Linked DNA regions of Homo sapiens: region 1 is linked to region 2. A link is a loop called in an ENCODE intact Hi-C map of the cell type or tissue named here. Cell type or tissue: heart left ventricle. All regions are shown on one strand. Each heading gives the region's core, and the rest is flanking DNA. Links, peaks and the distances in the headings are about the cores only. Region 1 has its middle 6.6 kb from the start of RBP3. Region 2 has its middle 12 kb from the start of GDF10.

Region 1 (8,336 bases), core at 322-8,321, 54 kb before region 2:
GACTCGACTGCTCTGAGCCTTGGCTTCTTCAAAAGGGAAAACAGAATAAGGAGAAAAGCCTCAGTATTGCTGGAGGATTAGGTGTTTCCATCCTAGAAGTTATGAAAGGAAGTTGAGGACGTAGGAGTTGGTGAGGGGCAGCTTGGGTCTGCCTGGGATTAGAACACCCCTGTGGTATTAGGGAAAGTCATTCCAAGAGGCTGGGGCTGCCCTGGAGACCTGGAGTCCTAGGGCTTCTTAGGCTCCAAACCTTTCCTGGGCCTCTACATATCTAAGGAGAAATGACCAGACCCAGGCTCCAGAGCCCAGCCCTGCAGCACCTGCAGCGCAGGTTAAGAGGGGGACAATGACACATCAGGGCTGCTGCAGGGATGGTCAGGGAGCAAGCGGAGCTGGGCAGTACAGGAAGGAGCGTCTTGCCTATTGCATCACAGATGTTGTCTTTTCAGTGGCCAAAGCCCTCGTCTGTCTATTGTTTTATGTTAGTTTTCCCCTCGATGTTTTATAATGGAAATGTTCAAGTGGTACAGCAAATATCTATATGCCATCATTTAAAGAAATGCTTTGACATGTTCACATTTTAAAGAACTTATCCGAGCAGATAGCGATTCATGAATCTGGTAGCTCCCCACAAGAGGCAGTTTGGGGCTCTGCAAGGGAGCACAAGGGGAGGCTTCCACAGGGTGAAGGCAGAAGTGGAATAAATATTACAGATGCTTTGGTTGCTTAGCGTTTCGGCCCTTGCATGATTTGGGACATCCTAGTGGAAAGTTCGAGACCATGCAACTGATGTCCAGTTGGCCATCAGTGGTTGGCTGGACTTAAGCTTCGGTTTCTTTTAAATTAGCTGCTTACAGTAAATGAGTCTGAGTTAGATTTCAATTTGCTCTTGTAGGAAATCAGGGCGTTAGAGCCACCTTAGTTTAATGGCTGCCTCCCTAGATTCTACCACAGACATTTTATTACCCCTTTCTCATCTCAGCTCCGCCTCACTAGCCTCTTCTACCCTGCAAGCCTCCTCTCCCCTGCAAACCAACACATTTTTAAATGCACTTCAAAGCAAATTGAACCTTGACTTTTTATTCATTTTATGTATTTTCATTTTACTTTTTTCTTAAATCAGAGGAGTAAAACATACTCATTTTTGTAGAAATGTGCAAACAAACCTTTTCCAAAGCTTTTAAAATCCAGCCTCCTTTAGTAACAAATAATCAGCATTGAATGTCTAGCCATTGTCACCTGTGTCTGTGTACACGCAGGGAGGTGCACATATAGGAGAGATCCATCCACACATCTATGGGCACCCCATCCATTTGTCCATCCTATTGTCAGCCGTTTATTAGCATAGATGATAATTTGCATTTTGTTTTACTCACTTAAACATACAACACAAACATCCTTCCCAGTTGAAGTATACTCATTAAACTCATCCTTTTAATGGCTACATGTAGTCTGGGGATCCCTAATCTAAAAATCTGAAATCTGAAATGCTCCAAAACCTGAAACTTTTTGAGCACCGACACAACACCACAAGTGAAAAATTTCACACATAAGTACTTAACACCAACTTTGTTTCATGCAAAAAATTATTTAAAATATTGATATAGTTACCTTTAGGCTATGCGTATAAGGCATACATGAGGCATAAATACTGTGTTTAGACTAGAGTCCCACTCCCAGGATATCTCATTATGTACATACAGATATTCCAAAATCCAAAAAGAATCTGAAATCTAAAACACTTCTTTCTCCAAAACTTTCAGATAATGGATACTCATCCTGTAGTAGTTCTTGATGATTTACTGACCCTTTGTGAGGCATATTTTAAGCTTTTTCTGTTTTTACTTCAATATTGTTTCAGCGATATTGCGATAAATGTTTTTGAAAACGCGTTCTTAAGGGCCTAAGGTGCTTTTTTGTTTGTGGATAAATTCCCAAACTTGGGCTTGCTGAGTCAAAGGGCATATACACTTGTTTGTTTCCTGTATTGTATTTTTTCAGTACCTTTTAAATTATCTAATAAGTACGTCCTTTTTTCACTACTTAATTGATGTATAATTAACATATAATGAACCTATTTGAAGTGTATCATTTAGTCAGTTTTGACACATGCATACCCCCCCGAAATTCTCACCGCCACCTGGGCAACATATATTGCTGTCGCCCTCAAGTTTTCCTGGTGCCCCTTTGCTCCCCAGTCCCCTCTGCATTCCCATATCCAGACAAACATGGATTTACTTGCTGCCAACACTATAGATTAGCTTGTAGCTTCTAGAATTTGCTATAAAAGAAATGATACCCTTTTTTTATCTGTTTTCTTTTGCCCAGCATAATGATTGTGGGATTCACCCATATTGTTGAGTGTACCAATAGTTCATTTATTTTGTTTGCTGAGTAGCCTTCCATTGCACAGATGGACCACAATTTGTTATCCATGCACCTGTCGATAGCCCTTCAGGTTGCTTCCAGTGATGAATATTACAAAGAAAGCTGACATGAGCCAGGTGTGGTGGCTCTCGGCTGTAATCCCAGCACTTTGGGAGGCTGAGGTGGGCAGATCACCTGAGTTCAGGAGTTCGAGACCAGCCTGACAGACAAGGTGAAACCCAGTCTCTACTAAGAATACAAAAATTAGCTAGGCATGGTGGCGGATGCCTGTAATCCCAGCTACTTGGGAGGCTGAGGCAGGAGAATTGCTTGAACCCAGGAGGCAGAGGTTGCAGTGAGCCAACATTGTGCTACTGCACTCCAGCCTGGACTACAGAGCGCGACTGTTAAAAAAAAAAAAAAAAGAAAGCTGATATGGATATTTGAGTGCAAGTCTTCGTGTGGATGTGTGTCTTTCTTTTTGCTGGAGTAATATAATACCTAGGATAGGAATGTATATTTAACATTTTAAGAAATGACTCAACTGTTTTCCAAAATTTAAATTTCTACCAGCAGCAAGAGACTACCAGTTCCTCCACATTAGTGGCAACAATTGGTAAGGAGAGACAGTTAAATTTTAGCCATTCAAATAGGTATGTTGTGGCATCTCATTGTGATTTTAATTTGTATTTGCTTAACAATTAATGGCGTTGAGCATCTTATTATGTATTCATTGGCCACTTGTATGTCTTCTATGGTGAAATCGATGTTCAAATCTTTTGCTCATTTGTTGGGGAAGGGAGGCAGTTGTTTGTCTTATTATTGATAAAGTAAAAGTTATTTTTATGTTCTGGATGTAAGACTTTTGCCTGATATATGTGTTGCAAATATTTTCTTCTAGTCCATGCCTTGTCTTTTCATGTTGTCAACTGTGTCTTTTGAAGATTGAAAGTTTTTCTTTGATGAGTCCAAATTTATCATTTTTTCCCTTTACGATTCATGCTTTTAGTGACACAGCTAAGAAATCTTTGCTGATCTCAAGGCCACAAAACCTTTCCTTTAGTATTTTGTTCTAGAATTTCTACAGTATTAGGTTTCACGTGAGTCTATGATGTATTTTCAGTTAATTAGATATCCAGTTGAGCCCACGCTAGTTGTTGAAAAGACTTTCCTTGTTCTAGCGAATTGTATTGGCATCTTGATAAAAAAGCAATTGATCGCATCTGTGTGGGCCTATTTCTACACAGTCTATTCCACTGCGTTCATCTATTTGTCTGTTTTCTACCCACATCACACTCTCTTGTTTACTACAGTTTATAATATGTCTTGAAATTATGTAATCTGAGTCTACCAACTTTGTTATTGTTTATCAAAATTATTTTGGCTATTCTAGTTCCTTTGATTATCCATATACATTTTTGATTCAAATCATTGACTTTACAATCAGATTATTGATTGGGATTGAATTGAATGCATAGATGAGTTTGCAGACAATTTACCTCTTAACAATACTGAGTCTTCCAACCCATGAATACGTTATATCTCTTTACTTATTTAGGCCTTCTTTGATTTATTTATCAGTGTTGTGTGGTTTCACTATATAGATCATGCAAATATTTTGCTAGGTTTATACCCATGTATTTTGTGGGGTTTTTTTTTTTTGGTGCTATTGTAAATGGCACTTTTTTCTTTAAATTTTAATGTCCAGTTATTCATTATGTTTTGATCATATATTTTACAACTTGCTAAACTCCTTCATTTATTCTAGTATACATTTGGAAGATTCCTTGGAATTTTCTAAAGGGGTGTTCATGTTGCATTTCTTGATTGACAACTTAAGGATGCTATTTTTTTTTCTTCTTTTTTTGAGACAGAGTCTCGCTCTGTTGCCCAGGCTCGAGTGCAGTGGCGTGATCTCGGCTCACTGCAAGCTCCGCCTCCCGGGTTCACGCCATTCTCCTGCCTCAGCCTCCGGAGTAGCTGGGACTACGGGTGCCTGCCACGAGGATGCTATTTTTTACTCTTGCCTTATTGCTCTTGCTAGGGTCTCCAGTGCCTTGTTCGTGATCTTAGGGGGAAAACATCCAGTTTACCATTAAATATAAAGTTAGCTGTAGATTTTTTTTTGGTAGATGCCCTTTATCAGTTGAAAATTCTTTTCTATTCCTAGTAATTTGAGAATTTTTTAAAAATCGTGAATGAGTTTTGAATATCGTCAGATGCATCTACTAACATGATGTTTTTTCTTCTTTAGTTTGTTAACATAGTTAATCATATTGACTGGTTTTCTAATCTCGAACCAGCCACTCATTTATGGGTTAAATCTCACTTGTTCATGATGTATTAGCCTTTGAATATGTTCCTGGATTTAATGTACTGGTATTCTGTTGAGGGCTTTTGCATGGTTATAAGGAATATCGCTCTCAAGTTTTCTTTTCTTTTGGTTTTGGTATCTAGGTAACGTCTACCTCATAAAAGTGTTGGAAAGTAATTTTTTCTCTTCCTATTCCTCCCCCTTTCTATTTGCTGGGAAAAGTTTGTATGGAATTGATATTATTTCAAGTACTTGAGGGGCTGAGAAGTATTGCGCTAAGCATGAAAGGAGGGCTGGTTGGGCTTATACCTTATTCCTACTTTTCGACTGAGCATTTCACAGTTTTGTGTCATCAGAGGAAAACGATAACTGAAGTATCAGAACATAGATTATTCCAGCTGTTAATGATCTATATTAGAAAGTATTCACAGCCTCAAAGATGACATCACTTGCCTGATGTCAGTGATTCCAGCAGGAGCTGGAATCATGAGGGTGCATTACCCACTGCTGCCTCCAGGGGGTGCTGTGTGTCAGGCAGCAGAGCCTAGGGCCTTTGAACCTGGATGAGTTCTGAGGTGTGTAATGGGTTCAGAATAGTGACCAAGTTCCCATCAGCCAGGGGCTCATCACCCACACAGTGGTTGGGTGGAAGGATAGAAGCCCCTTCTCTGCAGGATGGAAGCCCCTCGGAAGCACATGGCTGTCCTGCCCTTCCCTGCGCGACACCTTTTCTGTGCAGTGAGGACAGAAGTTCAAGTTTTCAGACAGAGTACATTTCAGCCAGAGATATCCTAGAGACTGAACACAGGAGGGTGGGGCCTTAGGCTGTTTGGAAGGCTTGATTTGCACAAAGAAATGAGGAAGCAATTTGCATCTGGAGAGAATGCATGAATGACACTGTTTAACAGGAAGGTAAGACCACAAGGCTAGCGACCCAGGATCGGAGTCGGGTCCCTGCTGTCTGAATCTGCAGGGCATGTGCCGTGTTTATGGATGATGCCTTCATCACTCCCCACCCAGGCCATTTCTCCTAAGCCACTGCTCCTTCTGCTTTGGGGATGAGAAAGCTGGGGCTCAGGGAGAGCACAGAACTTGCTCAAGAGCACAGAGCTGAGGAGACATGGACCTGCTAAAGGGAGAGAGGATCCCACACACACTGCCCTGAGCTTTGGTTCCTGTTTGTGTCGTAATCCCAGGCACGGACTTGTGGCAGGAGGTGGGGTGGGGAGAGAGGCTCCAGCAGGGACTAGGACCCCTGTGGCTGTGGCAAGGCTGTGTCTCCAGTAACTGCAGGGCATTAGTCTAGAGGAGACGGAGGAGATGGACCCCGCACTGACAGATGCAGGGGTGAAGCCTGAACCCAACAGGCAGAGCAGCCCGGGCGCCCTTCAGGAATCCAGGCCATTAGGTGGGATGACACAGGGGGCTTGGGAGTCGTTAGTGGAACACAGCCTTGGGAATCTGACAGCAGGACATTGCAGGGTTTGGGAAGCAGGGTTCACCGGGGAGGCCTGAGAGCAGGGAGGGCTCAGGGCCCAGGGCTGGCTTAAAGTCCAGGGAGCGAGGCTGGGTCCACTCATCTGGATGTGGGCTCAACATGAGGACCAACTTCTGGGCAAGGCGGAGTATGCAGGGAGCAGGGGGTGCGAAGTGTGGCCAGGCAGCAGGAGGCAGCCTTCTCTCTCTCTTGCCTAAGGTATCTGATGTGGAACTGATTCAAGGAAGTGGGAATGTTGGTCCAGGGGCTCGGGGTGGTCTAAGGCAAGGAGGTCCCTAGCAGGCACTCACAGGAGTCATCTTCCTCCCTGAGTGTCCTCCTTCATCAGCACCCTAGGCACTTTCTAGAAGCTGAGCAGGGATGCTGAGGTAGGTATCTCAGTGGAGCACCACATCCACGAAGCCCTGTGCCGGGCGCTGCCCTGACAGTCCTGTGCTTTGGAAACCTGGGCTTGTGTGTCCTGAGCCTTGCTGCAGAGAGGACTTGGTCTACAGGGGCATCTGTTTCCCCACCGGTGGATCTGTCTCTGAGAAGAAAAGCCTGGATTCTGTCATCTGAGGACAGCCTAACAGTGAGGAATTGGAGGAGATGCTTTGACTCATAAAAGGGAAGAAGTAGCTGGGACAAAGGCAGAATGGCTTTGGAAAATACTTACCGCTTCTGTTTGTACCCTGTCATGAAGATTGTCTCGTTTAATCTTTTTTTTAAAATGATTTTCTTGAGATACAATTCACCCATTTAAAGTATATAATTCAATGATTTTTAGTATTCACAGAAATTTATGACCATTACCAAAATCAATAATATTAGAACATTTTCATCACCTCAAAATAAAACCCTGTAACCTTCAGCTCTTACCCACTATCCACACCCGCATCCCTGCCTCCCAGCTCTAAGAAACTACTCATCTACTTTCGATTTCTATAGATTTTCCTGTTCTGGAATTTTTCACGTGAATAGGATCGTATAATATGTGACTTTTTGTGACTGGCTTATTTCATTTAGCAAAATGTATTCAAGGTTCATCAATGTTGCAGGTTCATCCATGGCTCACTACAGTCTCCACCTCCTGGACTCAAGTTCACTCCTTTTTATGGTTGAATAATATTCCATTCTATGCATATGCCACATTTTGTTTATTCATTCATTAACTGATACAAATTTGTTTTTTTTCCACCTTTTGGCTATTATGAATAATTCTGCTATAAAAATGTCTGTATAAGTTTTTGTGTGAACATACATTTTCATTTCTCTTGGATACATGCCTAGGCATGGGATTGTTGGGTCATATGGTAACTCTATGTTTAACTTTTTGAGGAACTGCCAGTTTTCCAAAGAGACTGTATAATTTTGCACTCCCACCAGCAATGTGTGAGTTCTGATTTCTCCACAACCTTGAAAACAATTATTATCCAACTTTTTGATCATAGCCATCCCAGTGGGTGTGAAGGGGTATCTCATTACAGCATTGATCTGCACTGCCTGATGACTAATGAAGTTGGGCATCTTTTCATGTGCTTATTGGCCATTTGTGTATCTTCCTTGCAGAAATGTCTATTTAGATGATTTGCTTATTTTAAAAATTAGGTTATTTATCATTTTATTATTGAGTTGTAAGAGTTTTTTATATATGCTAGATTCAAGTCCCCTATCATATACGTAATTAGCAAGTATTCTCTCTCACTCTGTGGATTAATCTTTCACTTTCTTGAAGATGTCCTTTGAAGCACAAAATGTTTTCATTTTGATGAAGTCCAGTTTATCTAATTTTGCCTTCATTGCTCTTGATGTCATATCTAGGAATCTTTTTCCAAAGCCAGGCTCATAAAGACTTACCCCTATGTTTTCTTCTAAGAGTTTTAGCTCTTATTTTTAGGTCCTTGATCCATTTTGAGTTAAGTTTTGATTATGCTATGAGGTAAGGAAGCAAATTTATTCTTTTGCATATGGAAATGCAGTTGTACACCATGTTCTCATTTAATCATTACAATCCAGAGATATCATGAGCCTATTCTTTAAAATAAACATCTCCCTTTTACATCCCCGCTTTAAGGAGTCTTATGGGGAGATGTAAAATGGAGATGTTTATTTTAAATAATAGGTTCATGTGATTGTGGGAGCTGGAAAGTCTGAAATCTGTTGTGCAAGCCCCAGCAG
Region 2 (8,336 bases), core at 325-8,324:
GAGGTGCCAGATCCTTTTAAACAACGAGGTCTCATGTGAACCCACAGAGTGAGAACAAACTCATTATTGCGAGGACAGCACCAAGCTATTCATGAGAGATCTGCCCCCATGACCCAAACGCCTCCCACTAGGCCCACCTCCAACATTGGAGGTCACATTTCAACATGAGATTTGGAGGAGACAAAACATCCAAACATAGAGGTTTGGCCTGAGCAACTTGGAACATTCCCTCCAAAATAGAAAACACATTGTATCTTGCACTTCCCATCTCTAAGAATAAACAATTCCTGGCACTTTTTTGGGCTCTGGAGATGACAAGTTCCATCGTTGTGAATGCTACTCTGACCCAGAGGGACACAGGAGGATGCCAGCTGTGAGTGGACCCAGAGCAGGAAAGAAATCTGCAACCTGTCTAGGCTGTGAGCAAGCAGCCCAGCTGCTTGGATCATAGGAGCTGTCAGACCTGTGGTATTACAGGTATCTGTGGAAGACAGATATCATGTGGGATTTGTGGCAAGGTTCAATAGGAGCGAGTCCAAGCCATCTGCAGCAGAGAATTATATGCCCTTTGAAAAGCACCTCCTGATACTGGGCTTCATTCGAGATGAAGAGCTTAATCATGCACCATCAGGTGATCATGCAGCCAGAACTGCCTGTCATGAGCTGTGTTCTTGTAGATCCACCATGTCTACATGGTCCATAAGCTTGGGTGGGCCCAGCAGTAACTCATCAAAGATGGAAGTGGTCCATCTGGGATGCACATGAGCAGTGTTGGGGGTGCAGTGAGGCTGCACTAGTAGGTGGCTCATACCTCCAGGCCATCTACCACTGTGCACCTGTGCTTCTCTTTCATTTCATACCTGTGACCACGTGGGGGTCCCTTATGATAAGGTGATGGAGAAGGAAAATGTATGAGTTTGGCGCAGGGAGAAGTAGACTTGGTATATGGGTATAAAGTAAAAATGGACTTTTGTTGCACTGTATCCTAACTCAGGGATGACCCTGAAAGACAGCAGCAATGAAGGGAAATCCTCCTTATGGGCAGAGCTTTGGGGGTACAGTTGGTCATCCACCTTATATGGAAAGAAAAGTGACCTGAGGGATTTTGGGGCAGTGGGAAATGGCTTGATTAGTTGATTTGGGGACTGGAAGAAAACATCTGAAATGTCAGGGCTACGGAGGCCTGTGGACAAGGCATATGAATAGGCCTACAGGAGTCGGCAGGGAGTGAGAGGATCTTTATATTGCATGTCAGCGTCCACCAGAGAGTACCCACTGTGGAAGAAACACTAGACAGCCAAGGATATAGACTGGCTCTGTCAGTTGACATCAGCAGCCTCTGCCATCAGTCAGAATGAGTGCCTGCCTGGAGCTGCTGTGGCAGGAATGGGAGCTGTGGATAGCATGGCAGCATGAGTGCCAACTGACCAGGGCCAATCTAGCTCTGCCACTTCCCAGTGTGCAGCCAACCAGCAAGGGAGACCAATGCCAAGCCTGTGATATGGCCTGCCCCTGGCTGAGCACACGAGTTACCTGGTGGAAGGATGATTAACTGGATTCTTTCCACCCTGGAAAGAGCAGTGATTCGTCTGGTCTGGAGTCTACACATATTCTGGGTTTGGTTTGCTGTTTTTGCCTGCAGAGCCTCAGTCAGCACCACAAAACTTAGAAAGCATTTGATATCCTCCTTCAGGATCCTGTGTGACAGAGCATGGAACCAAAGGACTCACCTCGCAGCAAAGGAGGCACCACAGTGAACACAGGCCAATGGGATATACCAGTTCTGGCGCATCTCCGTGGTAGAGCATTGGAAAGTGCGGCTGAAGCACCATCTGGAGAGGATGCTCTGAGAGGGTGGGAGGCCATCCTCCACAACACAATACTCACCCCAAACCAATGGTCAATATGTGTTGCTGTGTCTCAGTCAGTAGAAATCATGGGTCCAGGAACCAAGGCACAGAAATAGGAGTGGCATTGCTCATCGTCACACTTAGTGGCCCACCAGGGGAATCTGTGCTGCCTGAATGCTCGGCACAGTGGGTCTAAAGGTCCTGGTGCCCAGAGGAGGAATGCTTCCTCCAGGGGACATGGCAAGATTCCCTTTTCATGTTCAGTGACAGGTGCTGCCAACCACCACCAGCTCCTACGTCTAGAGACTGGTGGGAAGGAGGGGAGTCTCCATCCTGCACAGGTCATCAAACCTGTGCTGTCACACACTGGGACAGGGAGGATGTCTTTAGCATCCAGGTGACCTACTGGGTCATTTCCTGGTGCCTCCCTGCCCAATTCTGATGACAAATGGACAAGGGAAGGAGCCACAGCTTGAGAAGGGCATGACAACTCTCTGGGGCGTGAGTCTGCGCCACCCACCAGGTGAGCCCCTAGAGAAGCAGAGGCACTAGCCAAGGTGGAAGAGAACCTGGAATGGGTGGCAGAGGAGGGAATTGGTGAGTACCCATGGTCCTGAGCCCAGCTGCAGCACAGGTACTGTGATCACCCCTTTAACCTTCTTCCTCTTGTAAGCTTTCCCAGGAAAAGAGACCAGGGAGCATCCTGGGGGAGCTGTTCCCAGGTAGGACCGGATTATACAAAACAAGTGGATGCAGCTGTGGAGAGGGAAGCCTGTAGAGGACACTGTGGAGCTGCCCAGCTCTACCCTTCAGGGTTGAGGCCCCCATTTCCCAGCTTTCAGGGGTGGTGCCTGCTGATGGCTCCTGGCTGAAACCCTCCCCAGGAATTGCCCTTTGCAGCCTAAAGGAGCTGCCCAGCCCGTGGCCATGCCTGCTCTTCCCCAGGGCCGCTGCATCTCCCAGCTGGGACCACACGGCTGTACAAAAAAGTCTGGGCTCCCTAGTCTCAATTTGGGACAACACTGAGGGACCATCCCAACTCCAGAGCTACCTGTGGGAACAGCCACAGCCCCCGTTGTAATCGCATTCCAGTCAACTTCCCCCTCTGTCCAGCAGCCTCTCTCACCCCTTCCGGGTGGTGACGTTCCTAGGTTCTGGCCTCATAAACCCGCCACACTCATTTTGCCACCCCTGAGCCTGGTTCTGGGGTGCTGCACATGAGATGGCAGGACCCAGGCACCTAGAGTGGCCATGTGTCCCAACATGACAACTGCTTACTTCCTTATTCCCTTTCCACCTTTCTGAAAAATATCATTCTTCTTCTGGTATTTCTCTAACATCTCTCTCACACTTCCTGATTCCCCTTGTTCACAGGAAAAGCAGCTGGCAGGTTCATAAGAAATTCATAAGCCCATGTTTCTTTTATTTATTTTTATGGTTAACTTCTATTTATAACAAGGAATGCTGGTTTTCCATTTATACTTGAGATTTAAAGATTCTGTTTAAAATAAATTTAAGTAAAACGGAGTGAGTGGGTTTTTTAAAAAACAGCTAAGTAAATGATAACGATGGCAGGCATGGTGAAGGTGGTTCACTGAAGGATGGCGACTTGGGCAATGCCTACACCAGCAATTTCTCCTGCCTGGGAGCCCCTCTGACTCAGGTGAATAAGCGTCCTGCAAAAACCAGCCCCAAGACTCCATTCTTTGCAAAGGTCCTGGCCCCTGCGTTTCAGAGATAGTCATGTCTTCCTGTAAGATACGTCCCACTGTGTGGAACAATCTTTCTCCACGTCTCATCTGCATCAGGCCAGCAAGGGCCTTGAGCGCTAAGTCTTTCTTACTCCCTGTTGTTGCTCCAGGACCCAGTGTGGGCTGAGACACAGGGAGGTTTGGGGGCAGGATTTTAAAGTGGTCCCCAGAATTCTGCTCCTGGTGCATTTGCCCATAGCAATTCCATCCTGAGTTGGGGTGGGGCCTTTGAATATGACGCATGTCACTCCTGGGATTCACTTGTGTTATATGGCAGAGGTCATGCGATTTTGTGTGTATCTAATTGAAGGCCCCAAACCGCTGATTTTGATGGAATGAAAAGGGAGATTATCCTGGGTGGGCCTGCCTTAATCCGGTGACAGCCCTTGAATGGTGGCCTGGGCCCTTTATGAAGAGAGGGCTCCCATGCTGGCCATGTCCTGACGAAGGGTCCTGTCATAGGCCTCTAGGAGCTGGAGCCATCCCTGATGACAGCCCAGAGGAAAGTGGGGCCCTCATACTACAGCTGCTAGGGGCTTGGGAGAGGGAGGACTTGGGCTCCGGAAAGGTCTGCAGCCTGGAGAATATCTGGATGGCAGCCATGTGGGAACCTGACTGGAGAGCCCAGCCAAGCTGTGACCAGACTCCGGGCTCGTGGAAGTTGTGAGATAACACATGTGTGCTGTTTTAAGCTGCTAAACTTGTGGACGTGTATTATGCAGCGTTAGGAAACTGGCACGGCAGCCTGCAGACATTGGCCGAGCGAGTATGAAAGCCTGCAGGGCACCCCGCCCACTGGCTCCTGAGATTTACAGGCGCTTTCCACCTGGGGAGATGAGGCTGCCAGTGCAGGGAAGGGTTGGCAGCTGCTGCAGCCCTCGAGTTGCCCCTTACCTCACATGGTGCAGACAATGAACAGACCGGGGACTGCCCAAGGTCACTTAGAGTGGAGCACGTCTGGGAACCCCTCTGAGCCTGGCCTCCTCAGCCATGCTTTTGGTGCCAGCCAGCGCAGTGCCCACTCCATGACCTGGAAGGCATCACAATCTCCTCTTTCTTTGGTGACTTCAGCTATCAGTGGATCTCCCCACCCTGCCGCCTCCCCATGGGGTCTGAGTGGCAGGTGGAATGTACCCTCCCTCTTCTCACCCACCCTCTGGCTCTGGGACATAGCAGCTCTCCCCTCTGCCCCAGGCAGCCCTTCATCCTGGAGCTCTGCCTTGGGCACTCTGATGGCCTGGCCCCTTGCCCCAGTCTCCTCTACCCTACCCTCCACCCTGCTACTCCACCCTTCGCTAGCTGTTTTGTCTGCCTGCATGGCTTCCTGCCTTCTTTTTGAAACAGCTCTCTCCTTTCTGTGGAAGAAGGCTTCCCCCAAACCACACATGAGGCTCAGTGGAGCTGCCTGTCTGAGAGGCTGCCTAAGTGCCATGCCAGGGGGTTGGTGTATGCCAGTCCTAACACTTCCCCCAGCCACAGTGAATCCCAGGAGAAATCCTAAGTTGGGTTAGTCATTGTTCCACAGGATTCTTCTAAGCAGACTTGGTGGTGACAGCCCCGCTCTTCAGTTTGCTGAGGTGGAATGTCAGGTGGCCAGACCGGGCTGGTGCTGCCAAGGTCCCTGTAACACAGAGACACCTGTGTCTAACTGAAGGGAACTGAGGCAGCAGAGGAGAGGATAAAGAGGTGGAGAAGCAGGAAGAAGAGAAGGAGGAGGAGGAGGGAGGGGAAAGAGAAACAGGAAGAGGAGGAGAAACAGGAAAAAAAAAGGGGAAGGAAGAGGAGGAGGAGAGATGAAGATGAGAGAAGAGGGAAGGTGTTTTAGTTACAAATTATCCCCAAACTTATTATGGCTCAAAACAATACACAGGTTCTATCTCACAGCTTCTGTAGGTCAGTGGTTCAGCTGTGGTTGAGCTCAGGGTCTTTCTCAAGGCTGCAGTCAAGGTGCAGGCTGAAATCTCCCTTATCTTGCACCGGCTTCAAAGCCCTCGAGGCTATGGGCAGGGTTCAGTTCTGGACTCTTGGGCTGACAGCTCCATTTCTTGCTAAGTTCTGAGCTCAGGATTCTCTGCTTATTCTGGGCCTTCTCTTTCAGAACGTCTCCATCCACTTCCCAATCCGGCATCTCCACTCAGACCTCAGGCTGGCATTCCCCAGTGGCTCTGGGATACCAAGCTTGCTTCCAGGGATCTTCTGCTTCTCCTTCTGCACCTGCTCCCCTACTGTGATGGTGCCATGGAGCTGAAGGTTCATGGCTGGCTCCTCCCTCTTTTCCCCTCATCCCCAGCCGGCTGCCAGTCCTGTGAAGCTCATCTCTTGGAGCCCCCTCTGCCTGCTCTGCACACGGACACTTTCTCATCCAGGTCTTGATGCTCTCTTGCTGCTGGTCGCTATGCCAGGCCCACTGCCTTCAGGCTCCTTCCTCAAGGCTACAGGGCAATCTTCCTTATGACAGACGTGCCCCTGCCACCCTCCTGCTTGTGGGACCTCACCTGTCTCCTTTCCGTGGCATGATGCCTGTGTCAGACACCAACACATGGTCCCTGCCCCTCCTTCACACCTCTCTTCCAGGCCCCTGCGTGTCTTCTCATTTCCTGCCCACATACTCCTTCCTCCCAAGGACAGGCCTCCTCAGCCGTTCTCTCAGCCTGACATGTCATCCCCCAGACCCACCCTTGATTTTCTCCACCTGCAAGAGTCCCAGGATCAAGTTTGTCTCCCTCAGGAGCCCTCTCAGAAGCCCCCCTGCCTCCACAGCCCTTTCCTTCCCCTTAGGAATGGGACTTGCTCCAGACAGCCCTGTGCAGAGCTGTCCTGCAGGTGGCTGTCTTCTGCCCCAGGCTCATGGGGGGACAGTGGCTGATGAGAGTCTGTCCCATGGAAGGTGTCTGGAGAGTTAGGGAATTTGCTCCAGGACCATGGGAGGGGAGGAAGGGGACCATGACACATGGGGGTGATGCCCTCGATGGCATGAAGCCCCTCCACTGCCTTCTTTCCTCTGGCCTCCCTTCTGAGCCCCGATCATGAGTCAGGAGGGTAGAAAAGTTCACAGCCGGAAACTCTCAGCTCTGAGCAGTTGTCAGTTTCCTATGATTCTAGCAGGATTTGCTACTCCTCCATGATTTACTCAGACATCATGGACGATAGAAGCCAAAGCTAAACTGAACAAGCGAGAATGAAGGATTAATTGGCTGAGATAACGAAACTGCCTAGAGGAAGGGATGAGCTAGCCTTCTGGAAAACTCAAAGTAGGGACTTCCACATTGTCAGCCTCCCTCCCTGCCCTCCCTCCCCTTCCCTCCCTTCCCTTCCTTCCTTCCCTTCCTCCCTCCCGCCCCCTTCCCTCCTCCTCCTTCCTCCCTCCCACCCCCTTCCCTCCTCCTCCTTCCTCCCTCCCGCCCCCTTCCCTCCTCCTCCTTCCTCCCTCCCGCCCCCTTCCCTCCTCCTCCTTCCTTCCTCCCTCCTCCTCCTTCTTCCTCCCTCCTCCTCCTTCTTCCTCCCTCCCTTCCTCCTCTTCCCTCTCTCCCTCCCTTCCTTCTTTTCTTCTCCCCTTTCTCCCTCTTCAGAATGAAAACAGCTTTGGTGTTAATGGACAATGTAATTACTGCTTGGCTACTGTAAAGTGAGAGTGATGTGTAAGGTAGGCCTATCAACATTCTGACAGCCATGCGGACCCACAGGCAGCGAATGTTTGCTCTAGGGGCCGGACAGTCAATATTACAGGCTCTGTGGGCCATATGGTTTTAACTCTGCCTGTGAATGCAACCATAGACAAAATGTCAATGCATGGGCATGGCTGTGTGCCAATAAAACTTTATATACAAAAATGATGGGCTGGGTGCGGTGGCTCACGCCTGTAATCCCACCACTTTGGGAAGCCGAGGTGGGTGGATCACGAGGTTAGGAGTTCAAGACCAGCCTGGCCAAGATGGTGAAACCCCGTCTCTACTAAAAATACAAAAAATTAGCCAGGCATGGTGGCGGGCGCCTGTAATCCCAGCTACTCGGTAGGCTGAGGCAGACAGTTGCTTGAACCCGGGAGGTAGAGGTTGCAGTGAGCCAAGATCGCACCACTGTACTCCAGCCTTGGTGACAGACCAAGACTCTGTCCGCCCCCCTGCCCCCCACCCAACCAAAAAAAAAAGATGATGGCCTGGATTTGGCCTGTGGGCTGTAGTTTGCCAACTACTGCCATAAACATTTTCTTCTGGCCTCAGGCATCAGCATCATTCTCTCCTATGACAGAATAGTGGAGGGGGTGAATGTATGGAGGTCATGAGTCCAGCATCTCTGGGCCCTCTCCACCATGGTTTATGACCAAGGAGGAAAGGCATGACTCCCTGCCAGCCCAGCCTGGGGATGCCAGAGGTGGACTGATTGACCTGGCATGAGGCAGGTGCTCAAGTCTGGATCAATTGTGGAGGGAAGTGTGTGGCTCTTGGTGGTGGAGGGATGTGCTATTTGATGAAGGGTGAGCTGTTTGGGACATGCAAAATGATGAATGTCCAGTACATTTTATATCCCTTGAGCAGAGCTCAGCTTTTATGAAACCAGTCTTACTAATTACTATGGCATGATTTCTTAAAAAGTAGATTGTTTTCACTTACTCTGTCCCATCATTTATTGTTTACACAGAAGTTCAGTGCATTTCCTGACTCCTTCCCACCTCTGTGAATGCGCTCCAGGCTATAGAGTATCTCCCAACAGATATTCTTCAGTCCAGAGGACTCAC

The links. Hi-C counts contacts between places; a loop is a spot of excess contacts. Peaks named below come from ENCODE experiments on the same cell type or tissue, not always from the same donor. Only the 100,000 strongest peaks of a DNase experiment are listed, where the experiment ranks them.
Region 1: a loop joins it to region 2, with 6 times the contacts of the local background. A loop is called at or near these places in 1 of 110 quality-filtered maps.

The regions. Positions count from the first base shown.
Region 1 is chr10:47,337,620-47,345,955 of GRCh38, reverse strand. No RefSeq gene overlaps it. Among named protein-coding and RNA genes, the nearest start is that of RBP3, 6.6 kb to the left of the region's middle. RefSeq lists an enhancer at 2,764-3,426. In heart left ventricle, for the core only: a CTCF peak has its summit at 5,184 (motif pointing right); a DNase peak (open chromatin) is centred at 5,215.
Region 2 is chr10:47,283,640-47,291,975 of GRCh38, reverse strand. No RefSeq gene overlaps it. Among named protein-coding and RNA genes, the nearest start is that of GDF10, 12 kb to the left of the region's middle. In heart left ventricle, for the core only: no CTCF peak of the experiment used is centred there; a DNase peak (open chromatin) is centred at 4,257; H3K27ac peaks cover 226 bases.